Linked DNA regions of Homo sapiens: region 2 is linked to region 1. Evidence: read pairs that join two places in POLR2A ChIA-PET (ENCODE). Cell type or tissue: B cell. All regions are shown on one strand. Each heading gives the region's core, and the rest is flanking DNA. Links, peaks and the distances in the headings are about the cores only.

What was found. ChIA-PET counts read pairs that join two places held together with the same protein. Peaks named below come from ENCODE experiments on the same cell type or tissue, not always from the same donor. Only the 100,000 strongest peaks of a DNase experiment are listed, where the experiment ranks them.
Region 2: POLR2A ChIA-PET joins it to region 1 with 6 read pairs; 30 of 35 experiments call an interaction of 5 or more read pairs at or near these places.

The regions. Positions count from the first base shown.
Region 1 is chr1:12,025,208-12,035,111 of GRCh38, forward strand. It overlaps MIIP (migration and invasion inhibitory protein), which reads left to right. Exons shown (of 10, transcript NM_021933.4): 5 at 3,826-3,934; 6 at 4,016-4,074; 7 at 4,558-4,687; 8 at 4,821-4,917; 9 at 6,059-6,196; 10 at 6,515-6,838. The coding sequence ends at 6,601. It overlaps MIR6729 (microRNA 6729), which reads left to right and starts at 3,951; the gene lies at 3,951-4,015. In B cell, for the core only: a CTCF peak has its summit at 6,220 (motif pointing left); DNase peaks (open chromatin) are centred at 4,984 and 6,224.
Region 2 is chr1:11,893,915-11,903,818 of GRCh38, forward strand. No RefSeq gene overlaps it. Among named protein-coding and RNA genes, the nearest start is that of RNU5E-1, 9.3 kb to the right of the region's middle. RefSeq lists enhancers at 1-107, 4,924-5,475. In B cell, for the core only: no CTCF peak of the experiment used is centred there; no DNase peak of the experiment used is centred there; H3K27me3 peaks cover 2,173 bases.

The DNA.
Region 1 (9,904 bases), core at 1,174-9,173:
CGCCACCACACCCAGCTAATTTTTGCATTTTTAGTAGAGATGGGGTTTCACTGTGTTGGCCAGGCTGGTCTCGAACTCCTGCACTCAAGTGATTCTCCTGCCTCGGCCTCCCAAAGTGCTGGGATTACAGGTGTGAGCCGCTGTGCCTGGCTGGAATTCCCTTCCTTTTTAAGGCTGAGTGACATTCTGTTGTGTGTAGATGCCACATGTTGTTTATCTGTTCATTCAGGGATGGACACTTGGGTGCTTTCCATCTCTTGACTGTTGGGAATAATGCTGCTGGTGACATGGTTGTGCACTGTCACTTTTGACATAGCAGCCAGAGGGAATTTTTAAACATGGGAATCAGATCATGTCACTCCCCTACTCAAACCTCCCCATGGGCTTTTCCCAGCACTTACTGTAAAATCCAAAATCCCTATCTAGACTTACGAGGCATGATCTGGCCTCTACTGGCCCCATGATGTGACCTCCCGTCTTTCTTCCAGCCTCGCGGCCTCCTCCTTTTTTATTTTTATTTGTTTTCTCTGTTGCCCAGAGTCAAGTCCAGTGGTGTTATTTCTGCTCATTGCAACCTCCGCTTCCTTGGTTCAAGCAATTCTTCCTCAGCCTCCCAGGTAGCTGGGATTACAGACGTCCACTACCATGCTTGGCTTATTTTTGTATTTTTAGTAGAGACGGGGTTTCACCATGTTGGCCAGGCTGGTCTCGAACTCCTGACCTCAGGTGATCTGCCCGCCTTGGCCTCCCAAAGTGCTGGGATTACACACATAATGGGGTGGCCACAGGCATGGCAGGACCAGAAAGGAGGCCACGACCAGGCATGGTGGCTCACGCCTGTAATCCCAGCAATTTGGGAGGCCGAGGTGGGCGAATCACTTGAGGTCAGGAGTTCGAGACCAGCCTGAGCATCGTGGTGAAACTCTGTCTCTACTAAAAATACAAAAATTAGCCAGGTGTGGTGGCGGGCACCTATAATCCCAGCTACTCAGGACGCTGAGGCAGGAGAATCATTTGAATCCAGGAAGTGGAGGCTGCAGTGAGCAGAGATCAAGCCACTGCACTCTAACCCGGGCGACAAAGTGAGATTCTGTCTCAAAAAACAAAGACAGGTGTACTGTGGAGTTGCTGAGAGCAACTGGTGGCGGGGACACAGGCCCTGCCCTTGAGTACTTCTTGAACTCTCAGCTCACTGCCCTCCTTCCTGGTTCTGGGAAAATGGAAGCGCCTGTCCCAGTACCTGCTCTTGGTCCATGCGCTCTGCTCCCCTGCCTTTGCCGAGGTGACTGTCCATGCTGCCACCTGGACCCTGGCCCTGCTCCAGCGTGCTCCGCCCCTCTGCTTCTGGCTCCTCCAGGGTTTCCTTCCTGTGATCCTCTCCCTCTCTGTCCTGCATCCTCATCCTGCCCCTTAGCATGAGCATGAACGTGCAGGAAGCATTCTGGGAGCTGGTTGTATCTCATGCTCCCTGCACCAGGCACCGCTCCGAGCTGTGCTTCCTGTTCCTCCCGCTGACTCCTTTGCCCTTCATGATAAGCTTATTAGGTAGGCACCACCATGGTGCCCATTCACAGATGGGAAGGCTGAGGCCCGGTGAGACAGAATCTTACCAGCAGCTCACATCCAGTCGGGGTAAAGCCGCTGTCTGTTATTTCTCATCCCGATGCCACATTCCTACCTTTAGCCCACATTTGCTTCCAGTGACTGCCTGTTTTCTCGATAACAAAACTTCCTCTTCAAAAGGGCTGTCTAGCCTCGTTGCCTTCAATTTCTCTCCACTACTATTCCTTTTCTTTTTCTTTTTTTTTTTTTTTTTGAGATGGAGTCTCGTTCTTTCACCCAGGCTGGAGTGCAGTGGAGCAGTGATCTCAGCTCACTGCAACCTCCGCCTCCCAGGTTCAAGTGATTCTCCTGTCTCAGCCACCTAAGTAGCTGGGATTACAGGCATGCACCACTACACTCAGCTCATTTTTGTATTTTTAGCCAGAGACAGGGTTTCGCCATCTTGGCCAGTCTGGTCTGGAACTCCCGATGTCAAGTGATCTGCCCGCCTTGGCCTCCCAAAGTGCTGGGATTATAGGCATGAGCCACTGTGTCCAGCCTCCACTACTATTTCTTAAATCGGGCTTCAGCTCCCAGCATTTCATCAACATGGCCCTCAGTTGGGTCATCAGTGGCCTCCGTGGTGCCAACTCCCCAGCTTAGCCCTCATCCACATCTTCCTTTGAGTAGCAGGGGACACAGTGGTCACTCCTGAAGCACTTTCTCCCCTGGACTTCCAGCCACTTGCTTCCCGGTTCTCCCCCATCTCTGTTGGTGCTCCTTCCCAGGCTTCTGGGGAAGGAAAGGTCCTTGTTCTGACTGCTACACCCCTAGGCCTGGGACTCGGTCTTCTGACTCCTCCTCTCTATCTTCCCTCTATGATCTCCCAAACGCTGAGGTGTTTGGACACTTTCTCTACTTCTCCATTTGTATCTCTAGCCCGCACCTCTCCTCCGAATTCCAGACTTGTATATCCCACTGTCTTCTCCACATCACCATGAAGTTATTAACCTTCTGTCCGAAATCAAGGTCCTGATTTCCACTGCTGTGCTCCTCCTGCAGTCTTTCCTGTCTCCATAAATGGCAACTCCAAATACTAAATAGGTCAGGCCATAAACTTGCTGGATTTACCATCCAGCTACATCCTGATACACCCAACATAAGTTGAAAATACTGTTTAGGCCGGGTGCGGTGGCTCACGCCTGTAATCCCAGCACTTTGGGAGGCCGAGGCAGGTGGATCAGGCCAGGAGTTTGAGAACAGCCTGGCCAAGATGGTGAAACCCCGTCTCTACTAAAAATACAAAAATTAGCTGGGTGTGGTGGCGCACGCCTGTAATTCCAGCTCTGTAGGTGGCTGAGACATGAGAATCGCTTGAACCTGGGAGGCAGAGGTTGCAGTGAGCCGAGGTCGCTCCACTGCACTGCACCCTGGGCAACACGGTGAGATTCTGTCTCAAAAAATAAAAAAAGAAACATCCTAAGTCGAATCATGGTAAGTTGGGGGCTGCCCCTACCTCTCCCCAGCTGAATCCTAACCGATGCCTCTGCTTCCCCTCAACTTGAAGCAGCCAGAGGAGGAGTTCTGTAAAAATATGTGGCTGATGTGGTTGTGTCCCTCCCATTCCCCAGACCCTCCCTGGGCTTCTTAACCTCATCTCCTCCACCCTCGCTGCCTTCCTGCCACTTTCCCCTCCTGGCTGTTCCTCAGCTGAACCATGCACATGCCCACCCCGGGGCCTTTGCGCTTGCTCTTTCATCTCCCTGCGATGTCCTTCCTGGGAGGTCTCTGTGGCTTCTCCATGTCTCTGCTCAGGGTCATCTCACTCGGAGAGGCCTTCCCTGGTATGGCTGCCCGGCCATACTAGGCTCTGACGCTGCTCTCTTGCTTTCTGGCAGGTATCAGCATTCAGTCTTGTATCACGGGTTTTTTTTTTTTTGGTGGCTAGTTCATCTCTTGCCACCTTACAGTGTAAGCCTCATTAAGGCCAGGGGCTTTGTCTGTCTAGTTCCTGGCACATGAAACAGCATCTAGCCCTGTCATAAGGGCTCTGTCGATATTTTTTCCATGGATGGTTGGCTATGCATCAGGGTAGACAGACACTGAAACCAACCAACAGTCCCAGTGACTGGAGGGGCCCTCCTGGCCTGTTTGAGGCACAGTAGGGATGAAGCAGGTGGCCTGGGGTGCCAGGGCTGATCGTCTCTCCAAGCCTTGGCCGGTGGCCACACAGCAGCCCCCAGCCCCTCTCCCGTCAGCTGCCTGGTGCTTTGCCCACACCAGGGTCTCTGGACACCAGCTCTTCCATCACCAGCCAGCCTGAGGCCTTCTTCTCCAAGCTGCAGGAGTTTCGGGAAACCAACAAGGAGGAGTGTATCTGCAGCCATCCTGAGTGAGCAGGGGCGGGCGAGGGTGGGCGAGGGCGGCTGAGCGGCTCCATCCCCCGGCCTGCTCATCCCCCTCGCCCTCTCAGACCCCAGTTGCCAGGCCTGCGTGAGAGCAGTGGCAGCGGCGTGGAGGAAGACCATGAATGTGAGTGCGGGCCCTCGGCTAGGCCGCTGAGTAGTCCAGCCTCGCGCTGCCCTGGCCTCCCCTGCCCCAGAGCAGTCCCATTTGAGGTTTGGGGCCTGGGGAGGCCCCTGAGATGTTGAGACTCATGGAGGGAGGCCTGCAGTCTGGACAGGGTGGCCAAGCCCTGGTAGGGGTGGAGTGAGCTAAGGCCTGGCCACCGAATTAGGGGCTGCCCTGTGTGGCACCATCCCACCCTCCCCAGCAGTGCCCCTGTGCTGGTGGGACTCCATCCCAGCTCCTGAGGGCCCCAGGAGGATGTCCCTCCCCACCCCTTAGGGCGTGGGCCCCAGGTTCTGGGAGGAAAGGGGTTAGGAGGAAATGGGCCGAAGGGCTTCCCAGAGGGATTGGCAGCTTGTGTGGTTGGGGGCCGCTGAGGGCAGCACGGAGCCTGGGGACCTGGGTTCCTGGCTCAGGGAGAGCTGTGGCTTCTCATGGGCCTCGCAGGCGTGTACTGTTACCGTGTCAACCGGCGCCTGTTCCCGGTGCCTGTGGATCCCGGTACCCCCTGCCGCCTGTGCAGGACACCGCGAGACCAGCAGGGCCCTGGGACCCTGGCGCAGCCAGCGCACGTCAGGTGAGTGACCAGAGTATTGGGACACCTTGGGGGACAGAGCCTGAACCACTGGTTTTAAGAAAAGATGGGCCTGGGCGTGGGCCCCCAACCGCTGGGAGGCTCCTCAGGGGTCCCCCACTGCCCCCCTGCGCAGGGTGAGCATCCCGCTGTCGATCCTGGAGCCCCCGCACCGGTACCACATCCACCGGCGAAAGAGCTTTGACGCCTCTGACACACTGGCCCTGCCCCGGGTGAGCAGCCACGTGGGGCTGGATGGTGATGAGGGCGGGGCTGGCTCAGACTGGCCCAGATCCCCAGGGAGGGTCACAGAGCGAGACTGGGCTCGACAAGGGTGAGCGCCCAAGTCTCTGGAGCACAGCCTGGGCCTCTTCCATCACCCACACCTGTACCTAAGGGAGGTAGGACCCCCGCTCCACGTACCCCGGTGCTTCCAGGGTGATCTGCCTGCAGGCTGGCATGACATGAATGGGTCCTGTTTATTGCGCTTTTGTGTACTGCAGGCACAGTCCTTAGGGGGCTTATCTCATGGAGCCCCCACAGCAGCCAGGAGTGTAGGCACTGCTGTACCCCCACCCTGCAGGTGGGGAGACCGAAGCAGAGGGGGAGGCGCCTTGGTGGAGGAGCTGGGATTCGAACCTAGGTCTCTGTGCTGCTGCTGCTGCTTTTTTTTTTTTTTTTTTTTTTTGAGACCGAGTTTTGTTCTTACTGCCCAGGCTGGAGTGCATTGGCATGGTCTCAGCTCACTGCAGCCTCCACTGTAGTCCCAGCTACTTGGGAGGCTGAGGTGGGAGGATCGCTTGAACCTGGGAGGCAGAGGCTGCAGTGAGCTGAGATCTCGCCACTGCACTGCAGCCTGGGTGACAGAGTGAGACTCCATCTCAAAAAAAAAAAAAATGTCCTTTCCTGTGTCTCCAGGTCGGGATGGGGTGCCAGTGGCAACTCCCCCTGACTCCTAAATTGAGAGTAGGGCAGCTGGGGTCAGAGGAGGAGAAGGATGCAGAGGAAAGTCAGTTTGCTGGTCCGTAAAATGGACATAACAGCGCCATCCTCAGGGATGTTGGTGGTGAGGTGGGGCTGTTGAGTGAAGCAATCCATGCAGGTGCTTGGAGAGCCTACAGCAGGAAGTACCCTGTGAATGTCACTGTCACCGTCCTATCCTCCTCCCATTTCAGCTCTCAGGGCCCCAGGGATGGCTGGATCTGCCAGGATAAGAAAGGGGAGAGCTGGGGTAGTCTTGTGGGTAGACACAGGCCCTGCCTTGGTGGGGGCCTCCTTCCTAATGGGGGGCACAGTTCCTCCCTGATGGGGGTGTGCCCAGTCAGCGGGGAGCTTGTCCCAGGTCAGGCACTTTTAACTCCTTGCCTTCCACAGCACTGCCTGCTGGGCTGGGACATTTTTCCTCCGAAGTCTGAGAAAAGCTCAGCCCCCAGGAACCTGGACCTCTGGTCCTCTGTCTCCGCTGAGGCCCAGCACCAGAAGCTGTCCGGCACCAGCAGCCCTTTTCACCCGGTACGGTCCAGATCGCATCCTAGCCTGGGGTGCCCCCTAGAGGGACAGAGACCTCGCAGCAGGCCTGGGGACTGCAGAGCCTCCTGGGGGGTAGGATTGAGGTGGGGAGGATGGAGCCTGGGAGTGTCTCTCTGCAGGGTCCAGCCCTCCAGCCCTGACCCTAGCCATCCCTCGGAACTCCTCTGCTCCCTGCCGCCTGCCCTGCTCCACCCAGGAAGGCCACCCTGACTGCAAGATCCAGGAGGGAATGTGGCTGGAACTGGGGATGACCTGTCCCTTTCAAGTGGCCCCCCTGAGACTTCCCTATTCCCCATCCAGGCCTCACCAATGCAGATGCTGCCCCCGACCCCGACCTGGTCAGTGCCCCAGGTCCCTCGGCCCCACGTCCCACGGCAGAAGCCCTGAGGACTGACTCCTGGGGGAGAACAGCATTCCCGCCGCCTCCAGCCTCTCCCCTCTGGCAGGCGCACCCAGGAGATGGAATCCCCTGCCCGCCCAGCTCAGGCCCAGCTGTCCTAGGTTGGGCAGGTGGGTGGACCCAAGCTTGTCTGCTGCCTGAGTTCCAGAGAGGGAGGACCCTGGGGTGGAGGGTGAGGGATTCTGTGGAAGTTTGTAAATAAAGCTCAGTGCTCTGCAGCTCAAGTCCCACGTGTGCTGGTTCCATCCTGCTAATGCACTTGAGGCCCAGAAGGCACTCTGGCCTCTCAGCCTGCCCTCCTGGCACCTGTGGAAGGAAGATACTGCAACCACTGGGACTAGGCAGTGTGTGTCCGTCACCATGAGGGTGGCTCCTTCCGCAGATCCCCAGCTCTGGGTAGTGGCCTCCACCAGATGGGGGAGGGGGGGCCCCTGGGCAGGCTGGGCCAAGGTTATTAAAAAGTCATTTTAGCGAGGGCCTCCGCTGAAGCCGTGAGTCGTGTTGAGTGACTGAGCTCTCTCCTTCCTGGTCCCAGAACCGGGATCCATTGATAGAAGGGCTCTCTGGAAGTCCCTGGGGTCACATGGCTCCTCCACCCAGCCATGGGAGCCGCAGGTCATTCAGAGCCCCAGCAGGGACAGATGAGGAAACAGGGCTGGGCGGTGAGTTGGAGGCAAGGTTAGCAGAGAGCCCAGATGTCCAGTCTGGGAGAGTAGGCAGTGCCCTGTCCTTCACTCACCTCTTGTATGTGTTGGTTGCATAATATGAAATTCTTGTTTTTGTAAGTGGAATAAATGCGGAAACGAGGCATGAACTTTCTCTAAGGTTTCTCGGCTTAGAGATGGAACTGGGCTATGCTGTCCTGGGGCTTTTTCCTGGAGTTTATGAAGCTATAAAAACCTTTCCCTCTCTCTGGAGAAACAAAGTCTGTTTGAGTCCCTGCTTTCCATTATTTTGGGTATACAGAAGTGGAATTGCAGGATCAGAAGGTGATTCTATGTTTTTTTATTTTTGAGACAGGATCTCACTTTGTCACTCAGGCTGGAGTGCAGTGGGGCCATCTCCGCCCACTGCAGCCTCGACCTCTTAAGCTCAAGTGATTGATTCTCTTGCCTTAGCCCCCTAGGTAGCTGGGACTATAGGCGCGTGCTACCACTCCTGGCTAATTTTTTTGTACTTTTTGTGGAGAAGGGGTTTCACTATGTTACTGAGGCTGGTCTTGAACTCCTGAGATCAAGGGATCTGCCACCTTAGCCTCCCAAAGTGCTGGGATTACAGGCGTGAGCTACCACCTCCGGCCAATAATTCTATTTTTAATTTTTCAAGGAAATGCTATACTGTTTTACTTTCCGACCAGTGATGCACAAGAGTTCCAATTTTTCCTCATCGTCAACAGCACTTGCTATTTTCTGGTTTTTCGGTAGTAGCCATCCTAATGGCTGTGAAGTGTATCTCATTGTGGTTTTTATTAGCATTTCCCTAAGGATTAGTGACGTTGAGCATGTTTTAATATGCTTATTGGTCATTTGTATATTTTAAAAATATTTATTAATAGTTTTTTTTTAACTTAAGTTCAGGAGTACATGTTTATTAGTTTATTTTTAATAGAGACAGGGTCTTGCTATGTTGTCCAGGCCTCAGGCTTTTCCTACCTGGGCCTCCCAAAATGCTGGGATTATAGGCACAAGCCACTGCACCCAGCCTGTTTGTATATCTTCTTTGGAGAAGTCAAGTCCTTTGTCCCATATTTCAGTTGGGCTTGGTTTGTTGTTCCACGTGTAATTTTGAGTCGGAGAACCTGTGGGAGTCAGTGGTTTCTTTAGAAATTCTTTGGCCACAGGGAGAAGATAATTCAAAGCCTTTCTGTCAAACAAAAGTTACAAAATCAGGCTGGGCTTGGTGGCTCACTCCTGTAATCCCAGCACTTTGGGAGGCCGAGGCAGGAGGATCACTTGAGGTCAGGAGTTTGTGACCAGCCTGGCCAACATGGCGAAACCCCGTCTCTACTAAAAATACAAAAATTAGCTGGGGATGGTGATGCACACCTGTAATCCCAGCTACTCGGGAGTCTGAGGCGGAAGAATGGCTTGAACCTGGGAGGCAGAGGTTGCAGTGAGCCGGATCATGCCACTGCACTCCAACCTGGGCGACAGTGATACTCTGTCTCGAAAAAGAAAAAAAAGTTACAAAATTTAGGCCAGGTGCCGTGACTGACCCATATAATCCCAGTACTTTGGGAGGCCAAGGCAGGCTGATCACTTGAGGTCAGGAGTTTGAGACCAGCCTGGCCAATATGGCAAAACCCCATCTCTAGTAAAAAATTTAAAAACTAGCCAGACATGGTGGCACATGCCTGTAATCCCAGCTACTTGGGAGGCAGAGGCATGAGAATCACTTGAACCCAGGAGGCGGAAGTTGCAGTGAGCCGAGATGGTGCCATTGCACTCCAGCTTGGGGTACAGAGCAAGACTCTGTCTCAAAAAAAAAAAAATTACAAAATTTACAAAGCTGAGATCAGCTTACAGATTTAGCCGTGTATAACAGAAGTCCAAAACAGCAACAGCCTAACCCAGAGAGAAATGCTTCTTTTCCATCACCGTACAGGCTGGAATGCTGCCACAGGGCCCATAATGCATCAGGGTGCATGGTTTCTCTGGAAAAACAGTTCTTTTGAAACTTTGGAAGACTTCCAGCTTGCTTGCTTCCAGTAAGTTCCATGCACAAGAACCACAGCCCAAAGTCTGTAGACACTGCGCTGAATGAAACCTGTGGCGCCATAGCCTGAAAGACCCTCTTTGTGTGGCGGCAAATAACTCCTGTCTTCCCACGTACTGACCTCTGCTCTGCCTGTTCCTGGCTATCTCTTCAGAAGGCAGCCTCCTTGGGGCCATCTGGAGCCATCAGCGGGGGTAGGAAGACCACAGCCTGAACCAGATCCTTCCTGCTGGTCGCTTGAGAACTCTTTTTCTTTTTAATTTTTGAGACAGGGTCTGTCGCTTAGGCTAGAGTACAGTGGTGCAATCTCGGCTCACTGCAACGTCCTTGCAAATTCAAGTGATTCTCATGCCTCAGCCTCCCGCGTAGCTGGGATTACAGGCGCCTGCCACCATGCCCGGCTAATTTTTGTATTTTTAATAGAGAAGGGGTTTCTCCATGTTGGCCAGGCTGGTCTCAAACTCCTGGCCTCAAGTAATCCACCTGCCTTGACTTCCCAAAGTGCTGGGATTACAGGCATGAGCCACTGCCCCTGGCCTCCGGAGAACGGCAGGGAGGTGCTTGAGAAAGCCCTG
Region 2 (9,904 bases), core at 685-8,684, 130 kb before region 1:
TCCTGCACAGCCAGGAGCACCCACCCAAGGACCAAGATCTCATCTGAGAGTTCTGTGTCTCACCTACCACCTGGGGTGTGGAGTGGGGAAGAACCCAGCCTGGCCTTGGGCTGGGCCACCACCCTGTCTTCCCACACCTGGTCAGCCTGCTCCTTCCCAAATCAAGCATGCAGTGTCGCCCAGGTAAGGAGAGAGCCTCCAGCGCCACCTGCTGGAGATGCAGTAGCAGCGCCCTCCAGGGGACCCTGCATCCCCAGAGTGTCTGGGGAGAGTGGGGTGAGATATAATGGGGGAAAGGGAGGGGGTCAGTGCGTCTCGCAGGCAATTATCTCCTATACTTGACCCCATGAACAGGGGTGAGTATTCCTCCTTCTAGAACCTCAGAAAGTTGCAGCTGGAAGGCTCAAAGCAGGGAACTGATCTTGCAAGGATGGATGGGTGGATGGGTGGGTGGGTGGGTGGATGGATGAATGGGTGGGTGAGTGGATGGATGGATGGATGAATGGATGGATGGATGGATGGATGGATGGATGGATGGATGGGTGGGTGGGTGGATGGATGGGTGGGTGGATGGATGGGTGGATGGGTGGATGGATGGGTGGGTGGATGGGTGGGTAGGTGGATGGATGAATGGGTGGGTGAGAGGATGAATGGATGGATGGGTGGATGGATGGATGGGTGGATGGGTGGGTGGATGGATGGATGGGTGGATGGGTGGTTGGATGGGTGGGTAGGTGGATGGATGAATGGGTGGGTGGGTGGATGAATGGATGGATGGATGGGTGGATGGGTGGGTGGATGGATGGATGGATGGATGGGTGGGTAGGTGGATGGATGAATGGGTGGGTGAGCGGATGAATGGATGGCTGGATGAAAGCATGGATAAAGTCATGTCTTCTGCCAAGGGCCAGACCAGGAGAAAGGCTAGCTAGTTTCTGTGCATGGAAACAAGGCAGTTTTCTGCACAATGTCCTGGCTGTTTGAATTCAGAGAGGAAGAACAGAGGAGCCATCTGGGGCCTCATGTCATCCCTATTTTCCATCAGCCTGAAATTTTCATACCAATCATTATCATTAGCAAGCGTTGCAACTATAAACCTCCCCATCTTCCTTCTCCCAGCCTTGCTGCTGGCACAGCCTCCAGTGATGGGGAGACAGGGACAGGGCTCACCCTGACCCCAGGAACCTGGCAGGGGCAGGCAGTTCATCTCTGGGGAGGAAAAGAGGCAATCCAGGGCTGTCCCCACAGCTCACATAGATCAAGTGTGTGCTATGTGTCAAATCCTCTGCCCAGCACACTGAAGGCATGGTCTCATTGACCCTGGCCGTGACCTATGAGGGAGGAAGGGAGGGAAGTTTATACCCAGAGTGAGGCATCAGTGTCCCCCAGTCCTCTGTCTGCATAGAAGTCCCCAGGACCCAGTCCTGCTGACACCTTCTCCTGTGTAGGCCACGAAGGGAGAAGCATCAGGGACGGATGAAGCAAGCCACTTCCAGAGCCAGACTGCCTTATCTGGTGATCACTGATCAGCAGTGTGATCTCGAGCAAGTTACTCACCTTCTCTGAGCCTCAGTTTCCCCCGGGCACAGGCAGAATAACAGCATGTGTTAATTCTGATTGGTGGCTGGGACATATGCTTATTACACTAAAAAATATATATATAATATATATAATTGAAAATTAAAAATATAAAATTAAAAATTTATATAAAATTAAAAATTTCAGGCCCTGTGCAGTGGCTCATGCCTGTAATCCTAGCACTTTGGGAGGCTGAGGCCAGAGGCTTGCTTGAGGACAGGAGGTGGAGAGCAGCCTGGGCAACACAGCAAAACCCAAGACGTAATCTCTAAAAAAAAATTTTAAGCCGGGCACGGTGGCTCATGCCTGTAATTTCAGAACTTTGGGAGGCCGAGGCGGGCAGATCATGAGGTCAGGAGTTCAAGACCAGCCTGACCAACATGGTAAAACCCCATCTCTACTAAAAATACAAAAATTAGCCGGGCGTAGTGGTGCGTGCCTGTAATCCCAGCTACTCAGGAGGCTGAGGCAAGAGAATCACTTGAACCCGGGAGGCAGAGGTTGCAGTGAGCTGAAATCGTGCCACTGAACTCCAGCCTGGCAACAGAGTGAGACTCCATCTCGAAACAAACAAACAAACAAAAAGAAATAAAAGAAAAAAAGAGAAAGAAAAAGAGCATCCGGGCACAGTGGCTCACGCCTGTAATTCCAGCACTTTGGAAGACGGAGACAGGAGGATCACCTGAGGTCAGGGGTTCGAAACCAGCCTGACCAACATCTCTACTAAAAATATAAAATTAGCCAGGTATGGTGGTGCATGCCTGTAATCCAGCTACTTGGAAGGGTGAGGCAGAGGAATTGCTTGAACCTGGGAGGCAGAGGTTGCAGTGAGCCGAGATCCCGCCACTGCACTCCAGCCTGGGCGACAGAGCAAGACTCCGTCTCAAAAAAAAAAAAAAAAAAAAAAAAAAAAAAAAAAAGAAATTTACAAACCCTCCAGCTTTTTAAGGGTTTCATTTTATTAATTAAAAACAAGATCAGACACATCTGCAGTCTGGATTCAACCAGCAGGCTGCCAATCTGTCACCACTGGCATAACTGACCAAGTGACAGTAGCAATGCCGGGCGTGGTGGCACATGCCTGCGGTCCCAGCTACTCAGGAGGCTGAGGAGGGAGGATCGCTTGAGCCCAGGAGTTCGAGAGTTTGAGGCCAACCTGGGCAACATAGTGCAACCCTATCTCAAGAAAAAAAAGCAAGGTGCTAGGCCAGGTACGGTGGCTAACACCTGTAATCCCAGCACTTCGGGAGGCTGAGGCGGGTAGATCATGAGGTCAGGAGATCGAGACCATCCTGGCTAACACAGTGAAACCCCATCTCTACTAAAAATACACAAAATTAGCTGGGTGTCGTGGCGGGAGCTTGTAGTCCCAGCTACTTGGAAGGCTGAGGCAGGAGAATGGCATGAACCCGGAGGTGGAGCTTGCAGTGAGCCAAGATCGTGCCACTGCATTCCAGCCTGGGTGACAGAGCAAGACTCCATCTCAAAAAAAAAAAAAAAAAAAAAAAAAAAAAAAAAAAAGCCAGGTGCTGAGAAATGCTTCATGATCATCTAATGCTTTGCTAGCCCTATAAGGTAGATGAAGGGCTGTTGTTTGAGATATTTAATGTCAAACAAATAAAATTAAAAAATGACAAATGGAATCTAATCAGGGTTGCCGATCTGACATCTAGTTTAAAGGAAGTTCAGAGGGCATAGGAAGAAATTAAATTTGCAGGAAGAAATTCTGCAAATCAGATCAAATTCAGGATGAGGGATATTCCATAGGATAGGTAACTGATCCAGTCCTTCAAAAGTCTTCAGTGCCCCCCCTCCCCCCGACACACACACACACAAGGTGATGGGGAATAAGAGTCGTTCAGATTAAAGAAGGCTGAAATGATATAATTACCAAATGCACTGTGAGGATCGTTTTAGGACGCTGATTTGAATTAATCAATTCTAACAGGTCGTTTCATAAACAAGTAGGGAAATTTGAATATAGACTGATGTCTAACTTTATCAGAAATAACAGAGACAAGAAGATAATTGAATATATCCACTTACTTTAAACTGCCAAAAGAATAAAAACCCTGTGAATGCAGAATTCCATATCCAGCTAAAATTTCCTTTAAATATAGGTAAAATAGATGATTTTAGACCAAAAACAGCAAGAGCTTTTCTTTCAATCACAAGCAGTTGCAGATTTCTTTGTTCCCTCTCCATTCCCTGCTTTCCTTCACTAGCCTTAAAAAAAAAAAAAAAATTGTCTCAAGGCCGGGCGCGGTGGCTCATGCCTGTAATCCCAGCACTTTGGGAGGCCGAGGCGGGTGGATCACGAGGTCAGGAGATCGAGACCATCCTGGCTAACACGGTGAAACCCCGTCTCTACTAAAAATACAAAAAAATTAGCCGGGCGTGGTGGTGGGCGCCAGTAGTCCCAGCTACTCGGGAGGCTGAGGCAGGAGAATGGCGTGAACCCGGGAAGCAGAGGTTACAGTGAGCTGAGATCGCGCCACGGCACTCCAGCCTGGGCGACAGAGCGAGGCTCCGTCTCAAAAAAAAAAAAAAAGAAAGAAAAGAAAAGAAAAAAAAGGAAAGTAAATCTATTGCGGAGTCACATCGTGCACTCCCAAGCCAAGGTGAAATGATGTAAATTCCCGAGGCCTGTGTTTGGCCCGCTCTATCCACCTGGATGGCAGAGCACTAACCGGGCTAGTGGGTGGGAGATGGCCTGGGGACAGGGAGTGGGGACGCAGAGGCGGGATAGGAAGCCGCCTTCTCCGGGATGCCCAGACGCCTAAGCCTGGCAGAGGCAAAGCGCTAGACGGAGCACCGCAAAAGCCCCCATGGAGCGGTGGGAGGGCCGAGGCCCAGCCGGGCACAGTTCAGGCCAGAGACTTGAATTCTGCCGGCGATTTAGAAGTCGCCTGGGGTGGGTGGGGGGGGCTGTATCGAATTTCTGGAGCCGCTGGGCCATGGGAGGGCTGACTCGGGGATCTGGGTTGCCCTGGTCCATGTTCTGGCTCCCAGTGCCCTGGGGCGATGGAAGCTGGCGGGGTCAGGGCGTGGGGAGGGGCGGGGAGCGGCTGGTCGGGGCTGCGCTTGAGAAAGGGGGTGTCTCTGGAAGGGCCATGCGCTTGGGCGGGCAGGGACAACGTCCCGCACCTGTGCTGGCCCCGGCTTCTCCTTAGAGTGCCTCTGGCTGCCTCCCTGCTCTCACCTCGGGGTTTTCCTTTTTGCGCCATCCCCGGAGGGCAAGACTCTGTCCAAGCTGAGACAAACGTGGGGGGCGGTGGGGAGACTAGGTCTTCTCCTGCCCCTACCCCAGATCGCAGAGCCCATCTTGGCTGCCGGGACCCGAGGGCGCTCCAGGTTGGCTCCGCGGGTCGCATCACCTGCCAAGTGCTCGGGAGCCGCAGCACGGGCACCAGGGGGGTCCAGGATGGAGGGGCCACGGAGGTCTCCAAGGGAACTGCCCGGGCTGAGATTGGCCAGGGAGGGGGCCAGGAACTAGTGGAGCTACGGAGCCGCCAGTGGATCTGAGGACCCACCTGGATCCGAGGTCGGCCCCTGTCCCCGGTGCTGAAATGCGGGCGCCCGCGGGGTTCACGGCCAGGACTCAGCCCTGGAGTCCCTGAGACCGCTAGCCCCGTAGCAATCCCCTATGTAGGATTTGTTTCAAGGGCTCAGACCGGCACAGAGCCCCCCAGCTCTTCCTTGCCTCAGATTCTGTCCTTGGGTGATCAAATCCTGCTTTCTGTCTCCTAAAATTGTCTCTAGCGCTTTCTCTGGGACCACTCTAGTGCCTCTGAGCAGGCATCACAGGCTGGCCCATCGGATCATTATTTGTACTTTGGTCTTATGCTTTATCCCCTCCAAACCAACGGGCTCCCACTCTCAGCTGGGCTGCAGAATTTCCCATCCCCCTGCCTCTAACATTCCTAGGGGACTCTGTTCCTTTCCTCCCTCCTATCCCTTGCTTTCAAGTTAGTTAAAGCTAGACAATGAGGTCGGTGCAATGCGTCTGCATCTGGCAGGGGCAGCCACCTTCCTTGGAAATGGGGAGAGATGGTGCAAGAGAGAAGAGAGCCGGGAGAATAGGGGTGGGGCCCCAGGGCTGAGGCATGCCCTCCTGAGCTACTGCAAACTGCAGCCCCCAAGGGCCCAGGTGACATCATGTAATGGGCCTTAGCAAGACCCCCTTCCACTTCTGGGCCCTTATCTTCCCCTCTCAGCTCCTGACCCCTCCCCAGTCAGATGCCCTTGTTTGTAAGCTCTGCATCTCTCCCCTTCCCTCTCTCTCTTTCCCTCTCTTTTCAATATCATTGTTCTTTTATTCTTCTGATTATAAAAATTACTGTTGGCCAGGCCCTGTGGCTCACGCCTGTAATTCCAGCACTTTGGGAGGCTGAGGTGGGTGGATCACGGGGTCAGGAGATCAAGACCATCCTGGCTAACACGGTGAAACCCTGTCTCTACTAAAAATACAAAAAAATGAGCCGGGCATGGTGGCTGGTGCCTGTAATCCTAGCTACTCAGGAGACTGAGGCAGGAGAATCGCTTGAACCTGGGAGGTGGAGGTTGCAGTGAGCCGAGATAGTGCCACTGCACTCTAGCCTGGACAACAGAGCAAGACTCTGTCTCAAAAAAAAAAAAATTTCACCGGGCGTGGTGGCGAATGCCTGTAATCCCAGCTACTCAGGAGGCTGAGGCAGGAGAATCACTTGAACCCAGGAGGTGGAGGTTGAGCTGAGATTGTACTACTGTACTCCATCCTGAGCGACAGAATGAGACTCTGTCTCAAAAAAAAAAAAAAGTGTGTTTCTTTGCACACATTTTTGTACATTTCTGTTTCCTTAGGATGTATTCCCACATGTGAAATTATTGGCTTGACATATATTAACTGTTAAAATACTTTTGTTAGGCTGGGCGCGGTGGCTCACACCTGTAATCCTAGTACTTTGGGAGGCTGAGGTGGGTGGATCACTTGGGGCCAGGAGTTCAAGACCAGTCTGAGCAACATGGTGAAACCCTGTCTCTACTAAAAATACAAAAATTAGCCAGGCATGGTGGCACACACCTGCAGTCTCAGCTACTCAGGAGACGGAGGCACGAGAACTGCTTGAACCTTGGAGGCAGAAGCTGCAGTGAGCCAAGATCGCACCACTGCACTCCCACCTGGGCAACAGAGAGAAACTGTGTCTCAAAAAACACTTTTTTTAGGGCTCTTGATACATATCATCAAGTGACATTTTAGTAAGATTGGGCCAGTTCCTATTTCTACCTGTGGCATCTGCGTTCCTGTTTCACTGTAACATGGCTGCCTCTGAATTTTATATTTTAAAAGTATTTGCTAATGTAATAGATGGGACGTGACATACAGAGTTGCTTGTATTTGGAGTCCTCTGATTACTAGTAAGACCAAACAGGTTTTCACATATTTATTAGACATGTACATTTCTTCTGGAAAATTTTTCTCTCTACTATCAATGATTTTCTATTGCAGTTTAGTATTGATCCCATTAATTTTTCTTTTTTTTTTTTTCTTAGATACAGGGTTTCACCACATTGCCCAGGTTGGTCTTGAACTCCTGGGCTGAAGCCATCTGCCCTCTTCAGACTCCCAAAGGTCTGGGATTACAAGCGTGAGCCACCGCACCCAGCTTTATCTCATTAATTTGTAAGGCTTTTTGATATAGTACAATTGTTAACCCTTTGGTGTATTGCAAGTATGATTCTGGTGGGAGGCTCACCTTTTTGCTTGATTATTTTTGACACACAGAATTTCAAAATGTCAAATATATTTACGGTAACTTTTTAAAGGCTCGGCATGGTGGCTCACACCTGTAATCCCAGCACTTCAGGAGGCCGAGGCTAGCGGATGGCTTGAGCCCAGGGGTTCAAGACCAGCCTGGGCAACATGGAAAAACCCCGTCTCTGCAAAAAATACAAAAAATTAGCCAGTATGGTGGCATGAGTGCCTCTAGTCCCAGCTACTCAGGAGGCTGTGGTGGGAGAATCACCTGAGCCAGCGAAGTTGAGGCTCCAGTGAGCTATGATCACACCACTGCACTCCAGCCTGGGTGACAGAGCGAACTCCATCTCAAAAAAAAAAAAGAGGCTGGGCACAGTGACTCACGCCTATAGCTGTGCTGGAAGGCCGAGGCGGGAGGATCACCTGAGGTCAGGAATTCGACACCAGCCTGGCCAACATGGTGAAACCCCATCTCTACTAAAAACACAAAAATGAGCCGGGCGTGGTGGCTACTCAAGAGGCTGAGGCAGGAGAATCTCTTGAACTCAGGAGATGCAGGTTGCAGTGAGCCGAGATCACACCACTGCACTCCAACCTGGGTGACAGAGTGAGACTCTGCCAAAAAAAAAAAAAAAAAAAGAATGGCCAGGTGCAGTGCTTCACACCTGTAATCTCAGCACTTTGGGAGGCCGAGGTGGGTGGATCACGAGGTCAGGAGTTTGAGACCAGCCTGACCAACATGGTGAAACCCCGTCTCTACTAAAAATTCAAAAATTAGCCGGGCGTGGTGGCGGGTGCCTGTAATCCCAGCTACTTGGGAGGCTGAGGCAGGAGAATCACTTGAACCCGAGAGGTGGAGGTTGCAGTGAGCCGAGATCACACCACTGTACTCCAGCCTGGGTGACAGAGCGAGACTCCGTCTCAAAAAAAAAAAAAAAAAGAAAGAAAGAAAGAAAAAAGAAAAGAAAAGAAAAAGAAAAATGCTATAATCCTGCTAAAAACTCCCCTGTCTCTGTCTACTTTAGAACGCTGACCATTCCTTTGGAGTTGGTGTTTCCGAATTGTCCATCCTCACACTTTGTGCTTGAATAAACACTCTTTAAATTAGATTCTAACCCTTTTGATGATTTTAGGTTGACATTTTGGTGACCCACAGATGGGACCCAAGGCAAGCCTCCCACAATCCATGCTGCTTTGCCAACATTCTGAGCTTTGGTACCCGCAGGAACAGCTTTCACTCGTCTGACCTCATCAGAGCTAGCGGGGCTTCCTGGCATTTTCTCTTGGGTTTCAAATCTCCCTGGCTTTGGCTGAGATTCAGACTTTATTCAAGTACCCTGATTCCGCAATTCCATGCTCTATGGAGCTGGATTTGAAGCTCTACTTTTAAAAGTAGAAGTTTCAGGCCAGGCATGGTGGCTCATGCCTGTAAACCGAGCACTTTGGGAGGCTGAGGCGGGCAGATCACTTGCGGTCAGGAGTTTGAGACCAGCCTGGCCAACATGGTGAAACCCTGTCTCTACTAAAAATACAAAAATTCCCCAGGCATGATGGCACACATCTGTAATCCCAGCTACTCAGGAGGCTGAGGCAGGAGAATTGCTTGAACCCAGCGGGTTGAAGGTTGCAGTAAGCCAAGATCTTGCCAATGCACTACAGCCTGGGGAACAGAGCGAGACTCCGTCTCAAAAGAAAAAAAAAAAAGTGTGTGCCAGGCGTGGTGGCTCATGCCTGTAATCCCAGCACTCTGGGAGGCCCAGGCAGGTGGATCACCTGAGGTCAGGATCTCGAGACCAGTCTGGCCAACATGGTGAAACCCCGCCTCTACTAAAAATACAAAAATTAGCCACGTGTGGTGGCGGGCACCTATAATCCCAGCTACTCAGGAGGCTGAGGCAGGAGAAATGTTTGAATCCAGGAGGCGGAGGTTGCGGTGAGCCAAGATCACACCACTATACTCCTGCCTGGGTGACAGAGTAAGACCCTGTCTCAAAAAAAGAAAAAAAAAAAAGGAAGAAGAAATAAACTATATGTGTGTGGTTATTGTTACAAAACACACACACACACACACACACACACACAGAAAATTTAAACTAGAAACTATTGAAAATGTGTTGGGTGCAGTGGCTCACACCTGAAATCCCAGCACTTTGGGAGTTGGGAGGATCACTTAAGCCCAGGAGTTAGAGACCAGCCTGGGCAACATAGTGAGACCCCATCTCTATTACAAATAACAAAATGTAAACAAATTTTCTTTAAATAAAGAAACTATTGAAAATGGGGATGAGTGGAAACTGGGCGAAGGGGCTAGGGACAGGAGTGGGACTTCTCTGAATATATGTTTTTACATAGTTTTGATCTTTGAGTCTTGCATTTTTCATTTTCAAAAAGGAAAAATCTTAGCCGGGTGTGGTGCTGCATGCCTGTAGTCCCAGCTACTTAGGGGGCTGAGGTGGAAGGATTGCTTGAGCCTGGGAGGTTGAGGCTGCCGTGAGCTGAGATTGTGCCACTGCACTCCAGCCTTGGTGACGGAACAAGACTCTGTCTCAAAAAAAAGAAAAAGGAAAAATCAAATTATAAAGAAAAATG